2 separate regions of the Homo sapiens genome follow, and region 2 is linked to region 1. A link is a loop called in an ENCODE intact Hi-C map of the cell type or tissue named here. Cell type or tissue: endothelial cell of umbilical vein. All regions are shown on one strand. Links, peaks and the distances in the headings refer to the core of each region. The heading gives the core; the rest is flanking DNA.

Region 1 (9,519 bases), core at 3,151-7,150:
AAGCTCTTTAGTTTAATTAGATCCCATTTGTCAATTTTGGCTTTTGTTGCCATTGCTTTTGGTGTTTTAGACATGAAGTCCTTGCCCATGCCTATGTCCTGAATGGTATTGCCTAGGTTTTCTTCTAGGGTTTTTATGGTTTTAGGTCTAACGTTTAAGTCTTTAATCCATCTTGAACAGGTGTTGGCTTTTCCTTATTGATTCGTAACTAAAATAGTACTTTTATTTACTAAGTAAAGTAGTACTTTGACTTATAAGTAAAATAATATATTGCCTGATGTGTGTTATGTTATACACCAGCTGTTCACTTGTATTTTATTTTGTTTATGGCAATTTTTGGCCTTGTAGAAAATCTTAATGTGTGTAATTGATTATCAATCTTTATGATTTTTAAAATTTAGATCTTGCTTGAAAGACTTTAAGATAAAAACAAAATTACTCCAATATTCTATTATTTTGGAAATTTTATCCTTTATCATTAAGACTTTGATCTATTTGGAATTTATTTGAAATTCAGGTTGAAATAATAATCTGGTATTATTATTTCAGCATTGTCGGACTGTTATCCCTCTATGATTTACTGAATTATTTATCTTTTATCCACTAATTTGAATATATAGAGTACACAAAATTTGCATAATTACTTAGATCTATTTCTGTACTTTTAAATCTCTGTGACTGTGCTGCCTGTTTAATCAGTCTTTTGTTTAGAAGCATTTATTTTCTACAGGCCCACAACCTGCAGTGACCAGCGCAGGAAATCAACCCATTCTTCAGCTACAGGTAGCCAGGTCTCTATCTATAAGATAGACTATAGGAAGTCGTACTGCTACCCCTAGTTCAACCTAAAAGACCCAAAACTTGTTTAAACACTGACAGCTTCCTTAATTTTTATTCCCACTTCCAACTTAAGAAGAAACACAGAAAGCCAAATATGCACCCCTAGCCAATCACATAGGATACCCTGTTTCTAGTTAGCTGCCTACAGCTTGCCCATGCCAACAGCCTCCAACCAGGGCATGCCAGAAGCTTTCCCTTTTTTTTGTTGTAAAGCTTCCCACTCCTCTGCCTGCCTTGGAGTGTCTGCCAAATGCAAGTGATGGTGGCTACTCCCTTGCTGTAGCAAGCTCTGCCATTGCGTGTTCTCATTTGGTTGGTTTCCATTCCACAAGTGTTACTATTTTATGTGTATGTGTCTGTGTTTCCCATTGCATTGTGAGATTGAAGATTAGCCTCTTGATGTATTCTTAGTTATATTTTCCTGAGCGTAACCTCGTGTCTTCTGTATTAGCAGGAAGCCAGGATATTTGTTGAATGCAATCTTTTTAGAGAATTTGATTTGCTTATGCTTCCTGATGCTATATAAAAATGTTTCCCTCTGTAGTAGTTATTTAGAGTTTAATAAATTATGTTGAGGAGATGATGATAACGATAATAGATTAGTAATAATACCACTCATCATATATCATATTGTTTTAAACATATTAACTGTCAACAGAGCCCTATAAGGTGGATGTTATGATAACTCCTTTTTAACATATGAGGGCACTAAGAACAAAAAGCTTAATTTACTTGCCTGTGGCCACAAAAACTGGAAAGTTGGGGAGCTGAGATTTAACTCTAGGAATCTAAGCCTAAAGTCTGTGCTCTTAACTTTTAAACTATAATATCTCTCAATTCTAAAGACAGATTTAATATTGTTCGCCTTGGTTCTGGAACCTAGGTATTAACTGCTGGGACACAAAAGTGAATAAAATAGGATCCTTGCCTTGAGGAATTTAGGTAATTTTAAAAATTACGTCTTTGTGAATGGGCACTCAGAGATTCACAGAGAAAGGGAGATGAGATGAGTGTTGGAAGATGGATTTTGTAGTGGGAAGTTATTTCCACCAGAGACTGTGCAGAGGCATGACTGGAGATGAGGCGTGTAGAGGAAGCGGAAAAGTGGGAAAGCCCTAGGAGAGAGATGGAGGCTAGATCCTGGAGTTCCTCCTGCAGGAGCTTGGATTTTACCCAACTTTTATAAAAAGGAGACATTGAAGAATTTTTACTGTGGTGAGGGAGTATGAGTTGATATGATCAGAATTAAGTATGTATATATTCCCTTCATTTTGGATTCAAACCTCTTTCTTTTACAGAGCAGAACAAACAACCCAATATGAATTTTTGAGAGGACATGGGAAGGCCTGAGTTTACAGATAGGTGGGGGTTGGGAGTGTAATGTACATGACATTTAATCTCACAACACTTTCCACAGGAGGTGGCACAAGATAAGCCAAGCCAAATGGTTAAGGAAAGGTGAAATGGGATAGCAATTCAGGTCAACTTGACTTGCATGACATTCCAGAGAGTTGCTTCTGGTCCTCATTCTGATTTTGAATGACTCACTTTAACCACTTTGGATCCCTGGTACCTTAACTGTAAAATAAGGTGGTATTATCCCTCAAGCTTTGTGATTCTTTAATTCTAATCAGAGAAACAATTAAAGTATGGTGAAGTGCTTTACCTTCTCAAATGAAGGCAATATTAATAATTTCTGAATAGAGTGGGCTGAAGTTCCCTGTAAGTGACCCCAAGGAGTGGGTTACTGCTATCCAAACACAATAAAGAGGCTATGAAACAAAAGCGTTTGAAACTCTACCAATACAAACAAAGTGCTTCTTCTCTATTAAAGCATTAAGATAATTCTATAAAAAGTAGAAAATTCCTCACAGCCCCAGATGCCAAATCGATCCCTGAGTTCCAAGGAGTCTCAGCTCCCAGATCAGAGTCAAGATTTTAAAGATGCTTTGGATGAAGAGAAAAATATTTCCCTCCATTTTGGCCTGGGCCCAAGAATGTCAACACTGCCGGCTCTGTGAGCTTCACCTCTGCTGCAGCCATCTCTAAACAATGGCCTCTTAGGCTGAACAAGTGTCAGAGGTGTGTGAGCCAGAGCAACTCCATCTTAAATAGGAGCTGGGTAAAATGAGGCTGAAACCTACTGGGCTGTGTTCCTAGACGGTTAAGGCATTCTAAGTCACAGGATGAGATAGGAGGTCAGCACAAAATGCAGGTCATAAAGACCTTGCTGATAAAACAGGTTCCAGTAAAGGAGCCAGCCAAAACCCACCAAAATCAAAATGGCGATGAGAGTGACCTCTGGTTGTCCTCACTACTACACTCCCACTGGCTCCATGACAGTTTACAAATGCCATGGTACAATGTCAGGAAGTTACCCAATATTGTCTAAAAAGGGGAGGCATGAATAATCCACCCCTTGTTTAGCATATCATCAAAAAATAACCATAAAAATAGGCAACCAGCAGCCCTCAGGGCTGCTCTGTCTATGGAGTGGCCATTCTTTTATTCTTTTACTTTCTTAATAAACTGGCTTTCACTTTGCACAGCAGACTCGCCCTGAATTCTTTCTTGTGCGAGATCTAAGAACTCTATCCATGGGTCTGGATCGGGAACCCTTTCTGGTAACACAAGCGCTTGGTAAGAAAGGTCTCAGTGGCAGAGAGGGATTGCATAAAGGACCTCTGAGTATGTGTTTCTGCATCGCATAAGGCCAATATGATGGGAAGCACTAGATAAAAACAAAATGTCCAAATCTCTTCTTAAAAAGGATACATTTCCCAGTATAAAGTTAATCTGTTACAAAATAGTTATGTTTTCTAAGGAAATTTAGAATAAAGAAGTAAGAGTTAAAAAAGTTATTCCCAATACCTCACTATTACCCATTACCACTGGTATATTTTTCATAGTCTAGAATAATGGACCCGTTTCTGTTTGCTTTTTTATATAACTCCAAAATATGATAGAAACAATTGCTATCATGCAAAACTTACTTTAAATTTAAATTTAAATAAAAATTAGATCCTTATTAAAATTAATTGGTTAATTAATCACCTGAAGAATAAATCCATGGGATTATCCACAAAGAAACATAACTAAAAAATGAGCAATTTTATTCTACAATATATGTATACTTCAAAACATCATATTGTACATAATCAATAGTACAATTTTATTTGCCAATTTAAAATGAAATAATCAATATTGTCCAGCAAATTTTAAACACAAACTGCAAAAATGCAATTCTAAAATGCATACCTACCATATAAGCGTTATGCTCCTTTATGTCAAGCAACTGTAGACATTTTAATTTAGTATTAAAAAAAGGAAATTCACTCCAGTTGTGATAATTAGCAGGAAAGTAAATAGAGTTCAGAAAATGTTAAAAGTTTGATCAAGATAAAAACAATACAGATAGAAGCTTTTGCCAGCAAGAAAAGCAAAGAAAGGTAAATACTTATCCATGCAGGAGATAGAGAGTTGACTTATTCCTATTCCCAAAATTCCTGACCATGAGGGAAAAAAATAGCTCACTGGGAGACATGTATTCACATTATAAAGAGTAAATGAGTTAAGAAAGGTCAGGGATAACTTACAGGAATATATTATGCACTATAAATCATTTTTTCCTAAATGTAGAAAGCATTGAAGAATAAACGTTGAATGTTGTCTATTTTTTCCAGCAAAATAACAGGACTTTCAAAAAATATCAAACAAATAGTTCAAAAACATAGCAATTCAGCAGAGGATAAATGTCTTGGAATGCATTGGCACAAATTGTCTATTTAGAATGCACTTTGGCCCAATTAGATGAGATGACTATGCAAAAAAAATTTTTTTTGAACAAATGTTTTTGTTCAAAAAAAATTTGTTGAATAAAATGTTAATGAATGGTAACATAATTATTGTGCCAATTGCTAAGCTAATTGCTCATTAATTAAACTATGAACATTCATGGGGAATAAATATTTGGAGAATAGAGGTGTGGATGGCATAGATGAATTAATCAAAGCCAATGAGTACAGTGGGTAAGAGTTTGGGCTACTTCCTAGTTGCATGATTTCGGGTGAGTTACTTCATATCTCTGCCTCATTTCCACATTTGTAAAATGAAAATAATAATATCTACCTCATAGGACTGCTGTTATGACAATTAAAGGAGATGAGTCATTTAAAGTCCATGACACAGTGCTGGCAGTAGACCCAGAAGGAACCAGCCATTGTACAAAGTAAAATAACTGTGGAATCAGATTTAGAATTCATGTTTTCTTCCCCCTTGTTTGATGTTATTTAGGAGGTGATACTAAAGACATTGTCATAGGCAAAGTCAGTAACCCCTGATATTTGAACTTGGTGCAAATTGATTACTATGCTATTTAAAGGTTCATTAAATTTAGTTATTACTGTAATCTCACCCTAAACTTAATGGTGTTGAAACAAGGACTGTCTAACCTCTAAATCAAAAACTAAATAAAAATGTAAAGATGCTAAATGCAATCCTGTGGTTATGTATTCATCCACCATATGGTGTCTTAATGTGTTTCTTAGCATCTGGTGGAATAAAGCCAAGATGCTGGGTTTGATCCCATTTGGGTCTGTTAACCGCTTTAGTGCATGTTTAGCTAAGTCATACTTGGCTTGCCAGCTTGCAAAGGCATGATTTTGGAAGGAACAGTAGTGAGTTATGGGGGTAAGTGATAGTTAAGAAGACAGGGGAAGGTGTTCATTCCTAATGATGGTAGGCTGCTTCAATAATAGCAGATTCATGCATAAAAGACAGTATAACATGATGTGTTCATCTAGAAGCACACAAAATTTCAAAGACATACCGAAAAAGTCAGAAATAGAAAAAGGTTAATCTCAGTTTGCTATATGGTCATATTTACCCCTCCAAAAAATGTAAAGTCAATATTCCAATAATCTCAAAAGTGCATTCTAACTTCCTCTTGGTTCCAATTGTTTTCATTAGCTTTAGTTCTCCATATGAGACTTCTTATTAGGCCTGTTACATATTTCTGTAATCTTTCAGGAGGTCAGGACCCCAGTCTCCTGCTATGCCCTTCATTATTCATTAGATAAGATCGAGATTATCTTCTCACCTGGAGGGCAGTGACAAAACTTTGGTGTAATTTAGGATCTCTTCTAATCTTTCCATCTGTTTGGATTAGGGAAGATTCCTGTGAATGCTCAATTTCTTTGATCTTTTATTCAAAGGTCCTGGTTTGATAAGGTGGTTGGCAAGATTCTAGCGCCTTACTTTTTCCTTGGTCTTTTATTGAACCGAATTCCCTAAATTTTGCTTTAGGAAGAAAAAAGGCAATTCTTTAAGTGTAATGGGCTGCAGGGTCTCTGAAATTTAATTTAATACGATCTTCCATTCTAAAGGACAAAATAATATAACCATCTTTGCTGTGAACTGTGTGTAGAATATACTTGTATCAACTTCCCTTGCTTGCTGAGAGCATGTTGGGATAAATCACTGTGGTGTGATTTATGAAGTCCCCTCCTTCTCTCAGTCTCTCCCCAGCCTATTTGAGTTTCCTATCCAGGCATCAGGCCTTTCCTGACAGATATGATAGAATTGGTACTGGTAGTCACTCCCAGCAGGGTCTGTCTTTGATGTTTTATTAAGTGTATGATTTACTGTCTCTTCTTTTGATTTACTAACTAAAGTAAGAAATAAGAACGTTAGGTTGGTAACAATATCCAAATGGCCACTTTTAAGAAATTGCTGGCCGGGCGAGGTGGCTTATGTCTGTAATCCCAGAACTTTGGGAGGCCAAGGCAGGCAGATCACCCGAGTTCAGTTTGAGACCAGCCTGCCCAACATGGCGAAACCCCATCTCTCCTAAAAATACAAAAAAATAGCTGGGCGTGGTGGTGGGCACCTGTAATCCCAGCTACGCAGGAGAATCGCTTGAACCCAGGAGGTAGAGGTTGCAGTGAGCTGAGATCAGCCGCTGCACTCCAGCCTGGGCAGCAAGAGGGAAACTCCATCTTAAAAAAAAAAAAAAAAAGAAGGAAATTCCTTTAAATGTGTTAGTTTTCAGAACAGTGAGATCGCCACTAAGAGTATTTTCTCATCATCAAGTATATGGCTAGATTGGAAAGTGATTCTATAATCAAAAAATGCCATTCAAAGAAAGTTTAAGCAATTGGCTAGCAGGAAAAGTGGTTACCTTCTCCCTTCCCCCGTGTGTGTGTGTGTGTGTGTGTGTGTTTGTGTGTATGTAAACTTACAAATTCTTTCCCCTGGTTAAAATAAAACACACACACAAAACAATGATGACAACTGTAATTACATCCTGGCAACATTGAAAAAAAGAGAAATTGATCAGTGTTGCAAGCTTTTCTTTCTTCCTAATAATCATCGTTTCTGAATACTAGAAAATAGAATGCCTGATGTTTATCACTACACACTAAAGGACACTTTAGGGAAGGCTAATATTTTGGCCTTTGGGACCTTGTTATGCTTGAAGCTTTACTGGTGGAACATCAACATTCTTTGCTTTCTCTTTGTAAAATATTTGCTGTAAAGTGTAAATAAAGAAAGGAGAGTATTTCTTCACATTGCTATGCTAAAACATCTGGCATCTGGGGTTGTGTTTATACCCTTCTGCACTGCAGGCAGTGCAGGAAGCCTCCTTCAAAGCAGTCTGGATTTTTCTTTCACCTCCTTGAATGTCCAAAAAGTAACTTTTATGGTTTTTTTTTTTCTTTTGGAAGACGATTTTTGTCCAGCATATGGAGCATCTTAAATACTTGGGCCAAAAAACAAGTCACTAGAAAGGGAAGTTCTCCAATTTATCTTACAGAACACCTGCTTATATCCTAAAGGGCTCTGTGTCACTCAAGGCTCCACCTACATTCTCAATATATAAGATCCAAAAATAACATAGTGCTTTTTGGAATACAATCTCACTTTAAAATGCATTTCCACCTTGCCTGTTCCAAACAATATGATTACAAAGAATCAAACAATAGGATAAAGCAAATAAATAAGAACTTGGAGAGGAAATTAGGTAGAAATTGAATGGAAATTGAACAGAAAATAAGGACAGGGAAACAAAATTGAGTTTAATACACAGAATGCATGCTGTATGCTCATTACAGGTGAGCTGCAAATTTGGATCTGAATTTCCTAGCAAACTAATAAAAAAGAAACACTGAATTAATCATATGAGTTTTGACATCAAGAAAGAAAAACATGGTGGCTATGTCTGTAATCCCAGCACTTTGGGAGGCTGAGGCGGGCGGATCACCTGAGGTCAGGAGTTGGAGACCAGCCTGGCCAACATAGCAAAACCCCGTCTCTACTAAAAATACAAAAAAAAAAAAAAAAAAAATAGTCAGGCATGGTGGCAGGCGCCTGTAATCCCAGCTACTCGGGAGGCTGAAGCAGGAGAATTGCTTGAACCCAGAAGGCAGAGGTGGCAGTGAGCCGAGATCCTGCCGTTGCACTCCAGCCTGGGCAACAAGAGCAAAACTCTGCCAAAAAGAAAGAGAAAAGAAAGAAAGAAGAAAGGAAGGAAGGAAGGAGGGAGGGAGGGAGGGAAGGAAGGAAGGAAGGAAGGAGGGAAGGAAGGAAGAAAGGAAGGAAAACAAGCACCTGTTGAGAAGTTATCTCTTTTCCTGATACAGAGAGCTATGAGAATATTTTTTGGTGTGTCTTTATAGAGAGAACATGTTAATTTTGAGAAAAATATCTTCAATCTCAGTCATGTTAAGAATATAGCAAGGGCCTTCACAGGGAGGTTGCAATGCTGTTCCTTAATGTAGGTCCATTAAGTTCCTTCAGAGCAAAGTTCCAGAAAAGAATCCTAAAATATCATCTGAGAACACAGATTATTGGTGGTCTCACTGAAACTGAGGTTATAGTTTAGTTACTGACGGCTTATCCTTAAGAGAAATTCTCCATAAATATCCATTCATGTGTTTGTTTAACAAAATAAACCACTGGCTATGTGCCAAGCATTATTCCTGGTGCTGGGGTTATAGCAAAAAATAGACAATTTCTTTGTTTTCATGGAGTTTAAATCCTAGTGAGGATGGGAGAAACAGATAATTAAAAAATAAACGAGAAAATAATTTTAGAGAGTTATAATGAGAATACTAAGGAAAACCAAAGCAGAGTAGTGGTACAAACATGGACTGCTTTTGATAGGTTTGAGGCATTGACAATTGAGCTGAGATGAACAAGAAGAAGGAGCCAGACAAATACCTGGGAAACCCCAGCAATCCCAGGGGAGTGAACAGTAAATGTGAACATCAAGAAGTGGACTTGATCTTGGCAGGTTGAAGGGGTTTGTGGGATTGGGCTATACCGGACAAGGGGGATGGAAGCAGAAATGCCCCAAGCGTGTATGGCTACAAATTCAGAACCAAATTTGCAGCTTACTTCTAATGAGCATAAAGTGCAAATTGGCAAAGGGCTCACCTACCTTAAATACTTGAATTCCATCATTTGGCCATTGTCATAGTACCATAAAAATACAGTAGTTTTTTGGTATTGTATGATGTTAGAAAATGACCTTTGACTGACATGTTAGAAAATTATCATAATAAATACAGACATCTATGATATCCTGTGATTTTTATTGATTGCTATTATAAAAATACTGCAACATTATTTTGGGAAAGATCATGGTCGATGGGACCACATTTAACATGGTAGTCAAAG
Region 2 (9,519 bases), core at 3,566-7,565, 53 kb before region 1:
GTGGAGAATATGGTGGGAGAAAAACAGACAACCTTGCTGACTGCCTCTTTGAAATTCGTGATCACATACCTTAACCTAATCTTTACAATGGTCCTTTGATCACAAGAACCAGCTTCTTACTGCCTTTCTGATCATCTCCCACTGTTCTCCCTCAACACCAGCTGCAAGGAACTCCTGGATGCCCCTAAAACATAGCAAGCATGTTCCCGTTTCTGGTGCTTTCACTGCTATTTCTCCCGCCTAGAATGTTCTTAGTCACATGACCTCCCTCCCCACGCTCGTCCCAATTTGTTTATATGCCTCTCTAAATACCAGAGAAGTCTACCTTGGCTGTTTTGTCTCAAGTATCATTTTGGCCATGCTGTATTTCCTTACCTGCTATGTTTTTTTCTCAATAGCATTTACCGCATAATAGTATATATTTGTTTATTTTAATAAATTTATTACCTCTCTTACCCCATTGAAAAGTGGTCTATGTAAACGGTGCTATGTTTTGTTAATTGCTATTCCAGTATTTGTTGAGCATATACTAGGTATTTAAAACTGTTTGATGAATACGTGGATGACTGCATGAAATTCCTGGGGCCATACCTGATGTGATCACAAAATTCATGGTTTCAAATTTGAATTGCTGGTCGATATACATGTAATTATCAGCCTACAGAGATAGCTGCTGAGAATGTAATTTGCCCAACTCATTTACACAGTCCTTTTATATACTAAGTGAAAAACTAACACCAACGGCTTGTATTTACTGCACAGGTATTTAAGAATATGAGAACACATTGGGGACAGATTGAGAAAAGTAGATCCTAAGTTTTCAAGTTCTTTTTTTATACTGCAACTAACTTACAATCATAGAGTGTTATTCAGATCTCTCTTCACCTCCACCTTACACTTTCCCTAATTCCTTTGCACCCCTCCCAGAGGTAATCCATAGCAACATTTTGCTGTATATTTTCATAAAACTCTCCTCTTTCTGTGCATTCACATACACAAATCTGTATTTTTTAAAAAATTGGCCGGGCGCGGTGGCTCAAGCCTGTAATCCCAGCACTTTGGGAGGCCGAGGCGGGCGGATCACGAGGTCAGGAGATCAAGACCATCCTGGACTAACACGGTGATACCCCATCTCTACTAAAAATATTAAAAAATTAGCCGGGCGTGGTGGCGGGCGCCTGTAGTCCCAGCTACTTGGGAGGCTGAGGCAGGAGAATGGCGTGAACCTGGGAGGCGGAGCCTGCAGTGAGCCGAGATTGCACCACTGCACTCCAGCCTGGGCGACAGAGCGAGACTCCATCTCAAACAAAAAAAAAAAAAAAAAAAAAAAAAATTATATAATTTGTTATGCTCAAAGAATTAGTCCATGATTGCTTTTTCCACTTAATAATATGTAAGATAAATGTTTACATCAGTTCTTCCATATTGACCTCATTGTGTTTAATAGCTGCATAGTCTAAGATTTCATAGAATTAATATATCATAATTTATTTACCTACTTATTCTCCTACGCTGATTTTTACTCTTGAGGCTCTTGACTTTCCTGTTTGCATTTCTGCTCTTTCTCTGAGCCCAATCATAAGGAACCAGGAAACAGCAATAAAGAAGCAGAGCCCCTAGCTTTTCCTTGGCAGGCGGTGCCGACAGAGTTAACTGAGGCATGGTTCCTTCCTTAAGAAACTCACATTCCCTTAAAGACAGAGGCACATCAGCCAATAATTACAATAAAAAGTGATACATGCTGTGATGAAATTCTTCTCAAAAAGATATTAACTCCCAGTAGAAGAAGAGTTTTTTTCTGCTTTGGTAGACTTGGGACATTTTCAGAAAGGTGACATTTGGTTTATACCTGATAATGTTAAATGGGGTGGGGTGAGATGAAAAGGGAAGGGCCTTGGCATGTGTGAGAGGAAAAGGGATATGAAGAAAAGGGAACTAACTTTCTGATATTCACAATTTGAGCCCATGTTTTAAGAAATTATTGAGGCTCTTTCTGTTGAGCCATTTAGGGCAATTACAAACAAGAGAAAGGAAAAAAGAGAGGAGAATAGACAGTACATGGGGTTGGGGTGGAGGCAGAGAAAGATTAAGGTAGAAACCAGAGAGGAGGGGAGCTGTATGCTCCACCCCAGGCTGGGAGAGGCTCTTAGAGTGGGAGCCTTTGCCCAGGAAAGGGAGAGGGTATTTTACCCTTGTAGAGGACAGACACTGTGTTTTATTCCTGTTGTGTCCCTTATTGTGTCTAGTATGGATGTTTTAAAGTATCAGGAAGATGTAATATGTGGGTAAGATTATGGGTGTTACAGTCAGTCAAATTTGGGTTCAAAGCCAGATTCTGCTAATTTTTACCAGTGAGACCTGGACAAGTTACCTTACCTTTATGAGTCCTCAGTTTTTAATCTGTCTGGAAGAGCTTATAATACCTTCTGCATAGCTGTGAAGAATAAATTAGATAATAAATGTAAACCAATTAGCCTGGTGTCTGCTATCTTATCAGTGTATAATTATTACTATAAATTACTTGCTGATTTTTAAAAAAGAGACAGGGTCTCGCTACGTTGCCCAGGCTGGACTCAGACTCCTGGGCTCAAGTTATTCTCCGGCCTCAGTCTCCCAAGTAGCTGGAACTACAGGTGCATCACTATGATTGGCTTATTGCTAAATATTTTTAAAATAAAAAAAATCACATGCTCATCAAGAAAGATGATTCGTTGTCAGAGTTCTTTTCAGTTTTAACATGTTGACATCTCAAATAATGATATGGGAAGTAGAGTTGCTTAGGTATGTAAAACGGCATTTCGCCATCTGCAAGAAAGAACTAAATTACCTTCCAGCTTTGTAAGTGAGTTCTGTTCACAAGCCATTAAGAGGTAACTTGTGGTTTATATCACAGGTGACATCAGGGATGAAGGTAGGGGACTCAAGGGCCTCTCCAGCTGCTGACGGCTGACCTGAGAGACAGAAACCAGTATATCTTTCATTCTGATGAACATAGAAAATGAACAATCTTTATATTGTAAGCCTAAACACAAGTGCTTTAATAATGTATGAAACATAGTAATAGGAAACAAAAACAAAACAAAAGAAAAAAAAGGAAGTCCCATACTTTCCCCTAAAGATCGGCCTTAGACAAATGTTTTTCACAGCACTTCCTCTTCTCACTCCCACCTTCCATTCCAGAGCAGCTAATATTGTTTGTTCTTTTATTCCTATGACCACCCATAGGAGAAAGATATTCAGGAAATAGTTTTCCCTGCAGATGGCTGAGTAGCAGAGAGTAATAGCAGTCCCATCAGCATCTAATTTCTGCTTTCATCCAGAAGAGACTGTTTTAGCAACCACTTTGTTAACAATGAAACAAAAGGACATTTGTAAAAAAACAAAAAACAAAACAAAATAAACCACTAACTAATAAGCAGGGGAAAAATATCAGTCACTATCTCTTTCTTAAAGAGTCCTCTCTATTGAGAAAGGACTCTCTACCTTCATGGAGTTTTTATTCTCTTCTGTGAATCGTTTCTACCTCCCAGATTGTAGTATTTGTTAGTAATTACCTTCCCAACTCCTTTTTGCTCAATAGTACAAAGAATACAAGTCATAGAGATTGTACTTGAATTATAAAGAAGCAAAAAGGCCTGTAACTTTCATAATAGTTTGAGTAATAATTAAGTTGACCAACTCATTCTTATTTGCCAAGGGCTTCCCTGGATTTAACACCATAAATCCCATGCCCAGGAAACCTTTGTGGCAAACCAAGATGACTGGTCACACTAACTGAGGTGGTTTCTATACCTGCATAGGAATAGGCTCTTCGTGAACAACAACAATCATTGAAATAACAATAATTGAAACCTGTCTGCTTACTGAAAACCAACTACTTAATTGTCTTATATGGATACCTTCACAAGAACACCTTGAGGGGAGTAGTAGTATTTTACTTCTGTTTCTATACAGAAAGGAAGATGGATTTTTCAACAGTTAGGTATTTTCCCCCAAACCACACAGGTACTAAGAAGTAAAGGTAAGATTTGAACCCAAGCAGACTAATTACATTTGTTCAGCTACTACACCATGCCGCTCTCTGTTGCAATGCTCCCTTCTGACAAAAGCAGTCACAGGCAGCTCATAGCCATAGTCACCATGATGTGTTAATTTCAACTGTGCCTTCCTGGTAAAAGCTGATTCCACCAAAAACGAGGGCCTGAGACAGAAACCAGTGGTCCAACAGGACATTTGTCATGGGAGTTCTCTGCTAATAACTGGTTGCTTCTTTACTTTGCTTTGTATCCTTTGCACCTGAGGTAAACTGAGTATATCATTCTTCCTTGCTCATTTATAGCAAGGAATAAGCATGCTTCACTCTTAACAGTATTCACAGCCTCCACCACTGCCTCCTTAGCAAGCCCAAACGAGAACTGCATACTGATTGTGGTTTTGATTATTCCATTTGTGCTTCGTCCCACTGACCTACATGGAGCTGTAGCAGTGTTCACATCATATGGTTCATTATGTAGTTGAATTTAGTGTTCATGATATTTGTAGCCAGGAAAAAACATTCCATGTGGTGAGCCAAATGAAGCTATTCTTCTAGTATGAAGTGGGGAAGTTGATGAGTCTGAAGACAGGACTTTTTTATTTTGATTAAGAGGGATGATTTGCTTTTGGGGGACATGGCCTTGGGCCAGGAATCACTGTTGTAAAACATTTGAAAGGATGAAGACACTTGGATGAAGAATTCAACAGTGCTCTCAATGTGTCCCTGCGTACTTCTATTTAGAGAGTGTAATTGGCTCCAGGAGGGAAAAAAATATAACTTTAAAAATATAGTCTCTTAAGCCCTAGGGAAGTGCATTAGCCAGATGCCATATCACATGGGCTGGCACTTCTAGTTCTGTGATTTTTACTTTACACCAAGGTATGCCAGGACCATGAGAAAGAGACTCGGTAAAGGTAACATCAGGAAATATAATAGGACATATTTGTAGTTTGGATTGATGAGTCTCTAAGGGAACTAGGGGAGCAGTTCACATAAATGCTAAATAATAAGACCTTTTCTGTAAACAGAACATCAGTGTAATAGTATGTAGTTCATTCAAGCAGCCAGGCTAGGGACTATGTTGAAATTACATTAAAGCAAGATGGGTTCCCTCTACTTCGCTAAGCATCAGAAGTGCAAAGTAAGAGTCCTTACAGTGGAGACAAATTTGTACATTGCTATAGAATTTGATACAAGTGTGTTCTTTTAAAGAACATAATCAATAAAACATAAAATCTAAAATCATTTTGAAAAAGCGAACGGAACAAGTTTTTAAGCTTTAAATCAAATTGGTAATTAAATTGCCACTGGGCAATATTTATGAAAGGAAAGTAAGTATGAATGATGGTAAGTAGAGTGACTTTGAACATCACATAGAATATTACAGAAGGAGTCGCAATGAAGCACAGTGCAAATACACTGGGGAAGCCACTTTTTATAAGAGTAGTAAATTGCACTTTGGTGGACAGAGAAAAACATAAAATAAGTCCCCTTGTTAAACTCTTTTAAACTAATAAACAGGATGTGTGGTGCATGGTACTGTGAAAGCAGGCAAGTGTCCAGTGAAAACAGAAGAGAGGAAATACTGCCTACGTGAAATGAAATACAAGGATCTGGCTGGTTGGAAGTAACGTGTTATTCATATTTGTACCTAAGCTGTAATTGCCAATACTGGACATTTTCTGTCATTATATCCGTGACACTTGAAACAGGATAGATGATATGCTTAGAGAACCTGGGCAGAATTAATATACCTGAGAGATAAATTTTAATGTGGAAGAAATATGTGTGATAGTCTGGAAGCAAGCAGATAAAATAACACACTAGCCACAAAACTTTTTATACTTTAGTCACTTGTTCTTTAAAAGCATGTTCATTAGGAATGTTTACTTTTAAGAAGCATCCTCAGTTCCGATGAATAAAATGGGCAGATGGGAAAATCTCTAGATATAGTAAATAAATTTTTTAAAACCCCACTTTAACCTAAATATTTAGATAATTGAGGAAAATAAGGTTTTATCTATTTTAAAGTTATTTATAGAATGGTTTCAACCCTCCATTTCAAGTGTTTACATCAAACTTAAATAAATCATTTCATCATTTTTGTTTCTCTGATTAAAAAAATGCTTATTCATCTAAACTCATGGTATCCTCAATGTTGAGAAGACACTTGATGAGAAGGCTTCTCAGGGTAAAATCTGATGTTTCAATACATGTATATGTTGTGTAATGGTCAAATCAGGGTGTGTACATTGTCCATCACCTCATGCATTTATCAATTCTTTGTGGTGAGAACACAAAATTATATTCCATAAATATATATAATTACAATGTACCATTTAAAAATAATAATATTAAAAAGAAACCTTCTCAAGGGAGCTGCAGTGTGTTTGCAAAACATGATAATAAGCAACAAGGACACATGTTAGTTTAGCAAACAATTTTGTCCACTCATTTGATTGTGAACAAACTTTTGGATCAGAAAGCTCTTTACAATAAACTGCAGAGACTAATTTGAAGGAAATACTTGGTGGTATTTCCCTTGGTCAAAAGGATGTTGTTAAAAAAAAAAAGTTTCCATATTTTCTGACCATAGTGGAAACGTCATTGAGAGCATGAGAAAGAAGGAAAAGGATCAGACCTACCTGGGCTCAGATTCTGGGTCTCCTGGTTATCAGCTAGATCTTTGATAAGTTTTATAATAGCTGAGCTTTGTTTCCTCGTATGTACAGTGCTACTGAGAATTCACATTTGTAGTGGTTTGTGGTTTTGGTTGATAAGCTGACCGATGACGGAGTGCTGTGAGGTTTGGCAATCCTGACCGCTAGTCCTGACTATAGGACAGCTGATATTATGCATTGCATTCGTAAGTACATTAGTGTTCATTACATCCCTGCGAGCATCTTCTGCTTAATTATGAGATTCTTCTCAGTTTATCTAGCTTCTCTACTACCATTGTGATTCCTTTAACTCTGCTCCAGGGTGCAGGCAGTGAGTGAGGCCATAGGGAATTTCACGGAGCCAGATCCAGGTCTGCTGACTAGCCATTTTCCCATTTTCAGTCTAGTCCTAAGCATCATCCCAACATACTCTACAAGCAAAAGGAGGATTGTCATTGTGATTAGTACTTAAATCCTAAAAGACAGATCATTTTGGGGGTGGTAGGGTGTGCAGGAAAGTATCAGCATTACCTTTCAATCTGTGCTAAGATGTATCAATGCATATTAATTTATTCAAAGAAATATATATTGGGCTTTTATTTTCTTCTCATCACTTTAAATGATTCAGAAAAGAAGAAAACAGACATGGCCTTTGCCCACACAGAGTTTATATAGTCTAGCTGAGAAAAGAGACATTAAAGAAACAAAGAATAATATAACTATAGCAACAAGGACAAAGAAGTGTTGATAGAAAGCTTGTTACTCTTTGGAAGATAACTGTTGTTATTTAGGAAATTGTCCTGATGTTTTTTCTGGGGATCAAACAGGGGATTCATATGACATAGCTAAGATGAACTAGGTAGATCCAAAATTAGAAATAACTTCCCTGACATATTAAAGTTAGAACAATTTCAAATTTTGTGGGGCAGATGGGGAAAGAGCAGTTTAGGGACCCAAGAGAGAAAAGGAGACAGCATGAGACATCTAACAACACGGCAAGATGCTGGGAAATACTCACGAGGAAAATTAGCCAGTCAGAAATTCCAGAACACATCATACAGAGTAAAGGAAAAGGATCTTACCATTGAAATGTGAATCTTACTTTTCCCACTCAGCGTCCAATTATAGTAACAGCCTTCAGGCATCTACTTGGAACTTTTTTCTGCCTTAATGCACATGACATTTGTCTCCCACTTGGCAGTCCATTATCATTGTGTTAGACTTCAACTGCCTTTGAAAAGACCCATCTGAGTTGGCACTTTTATGGACCCAGCTTTCTTTTGGACTCAGTTAAACCGAAGGATGGTACCTCCTCTTTAGGTACTTAAAACATTGCTCATGTTGGACACCAATCTCAGTGCCCTTGAGAAGTGTATACCCCTCTGTGCTTTTAATTAGATATTGCTCTTTTTTTTGCCTCAGAAAGAGCCTTTCTTGACTTCCCTTCAAATAGTTGTTGCCCCTCCAATAATCTTTTATTTTGTCTCAAAATTCTTAGGGAAAGTCTTACTAATGAGGACATGAGATTTGCCCATCATTGGGGTGGCATTTTCTATATATATATATATTTACTACATGTCTACCAGAAATGGAAAATTAATCTCAGACACTTAAAATTTCTGAATATTTGAAATTCTCCCCAACTCCTTGACTAAGTCTCACATGCATGGTGTTATGACAAAATTCAAAGAATGTAAATTTTGCAACTCTTATAAATATATAGAATTTAAAAACCTATAAAATCATATTATTCATTATTAAAGGAAAGATTATTGAGGCCCTCAAGATCCACAAAGTCAATTTTGGGAGTGTTACTTAGCCTATATTTTACATTCAAACATGCCAAACATATTTGAGATTTTTAGAGGATTATATCTCAAAATTTTTACACAATTTTGAAAGTTAGGAACTAAATTCTAGTTATGTAATACATGTGAAAAAAGGGTAACCCTAAAAGACTAAATCATTTGGAGTCATCACAAATGTAAGTGTTACGGATGTATGATATGGGATGATTGAAATTACACAAGAGAGCCTGATCTATAAGGCAGTGTCAGGGCAAGTTTATCTGAAGAAGTGAATTTTAAACAGGGAATCTTACATTGCCATTACAACTAAGAATTAAGCCAGGTGAACGGAGTGTGAGTGGAGGCAGTGGGGTGGGAGAAACTGTTTCAGCTGAGGTGATAGGATGGGAAAAATACTTTGAGCGAGAAAGAGAACAGTATATAATTGGGGAACAGAAATAAGGCAGTTTGTAGTCAAAGGCTGGAGTGATACACAGGGGCCAGATTTTAGTCTTTAAGAGATTTTGCCCTTATCCTAAGAGAAATGAGATGACATTGAAGAGTTTTGAACATAGAACTGGCTTAAATGAATGTATTGGAAAGTAGCAAGAATTTCAGTAAGAAACATCCTGGTGGTCAGAAGGTATTTTCCACAGACTGAAATCAGGAACACAGATGCCTTGAAATGGGACAGCGCAAAGAAGCTGTAGGGTTTGAGGGGTGGTGAATAGATTTCAGATGTAATTGGAAGGCAGAATCATCAGGTTTTGGTGGCTCTCTGAAGTGAGAGGAAATGAGAGATCAAAGACAACACCTTACTTTCTAGTAAGAGCAACTGGATGAATCATCAAAAGTGAAAGGGAAACTGACACATTAGATACATAAATACATTGTTAAAATTTTAGTTGTCCCATAGTTATGTGGACAAGGTCCTTAGTTATCAATTTCACTTTACATGAGTTTATAAAATCCCCCAGATTTAAATGATAATATTGTTACTGACCCCTGATGTTACATTCTTCGGTTGCAAATAACA

What was found. A loop is a pair of places that touch in the nucleus more often than their neighbours do. Peaks named below come from ENCODE experiments on the same cell type or tissue, not always from the same donor. Only the 100,000 strongest peaks of a DNase experiment are listed, where the experiment ranks them.
Region 2: it touches region 1 in a loop (5-fold over the local background); 2 of 110 quality-filtered maps call a loop at or near these places.

The regions. Positions count from the first base shown.
Region 1 is chr5:128,821,019-128,830,537 of GRCh38, forward strand. All of the region lies in intron 4 of LOC105379168 (a long non-coding RNA gene), which reads left to right. Among named protein-coding and RNA genes, the nearest start is that of SLC27A6, 140 kb to the right of the region's middle. In endothelial cell of umbilical vein, for the core only: no CTCF peak of the experiment used is centred there; a DNase peak (open chromatin) is centred at 5,023; H3K27ac peaks cover 1,164 bases.
Region 2 is chr5:128,767,977-128,777,495 of GRCh38, forward strand. The region is part of intron 4 of LOC105379168 (a long non-coding RNA gene); the gene reads left to right. Among named protein-coding and RNA genes, the nearest start is that of SLC27A6, 190 kb to the right of the region's middle. RefSeq lists a silencer at 6,738-6,817. In endothelial cell of umbilical vein, for the core only: no CTCF peak of the experiment used is centred there; a DNase peak (open chromatin) is centred at 5,595.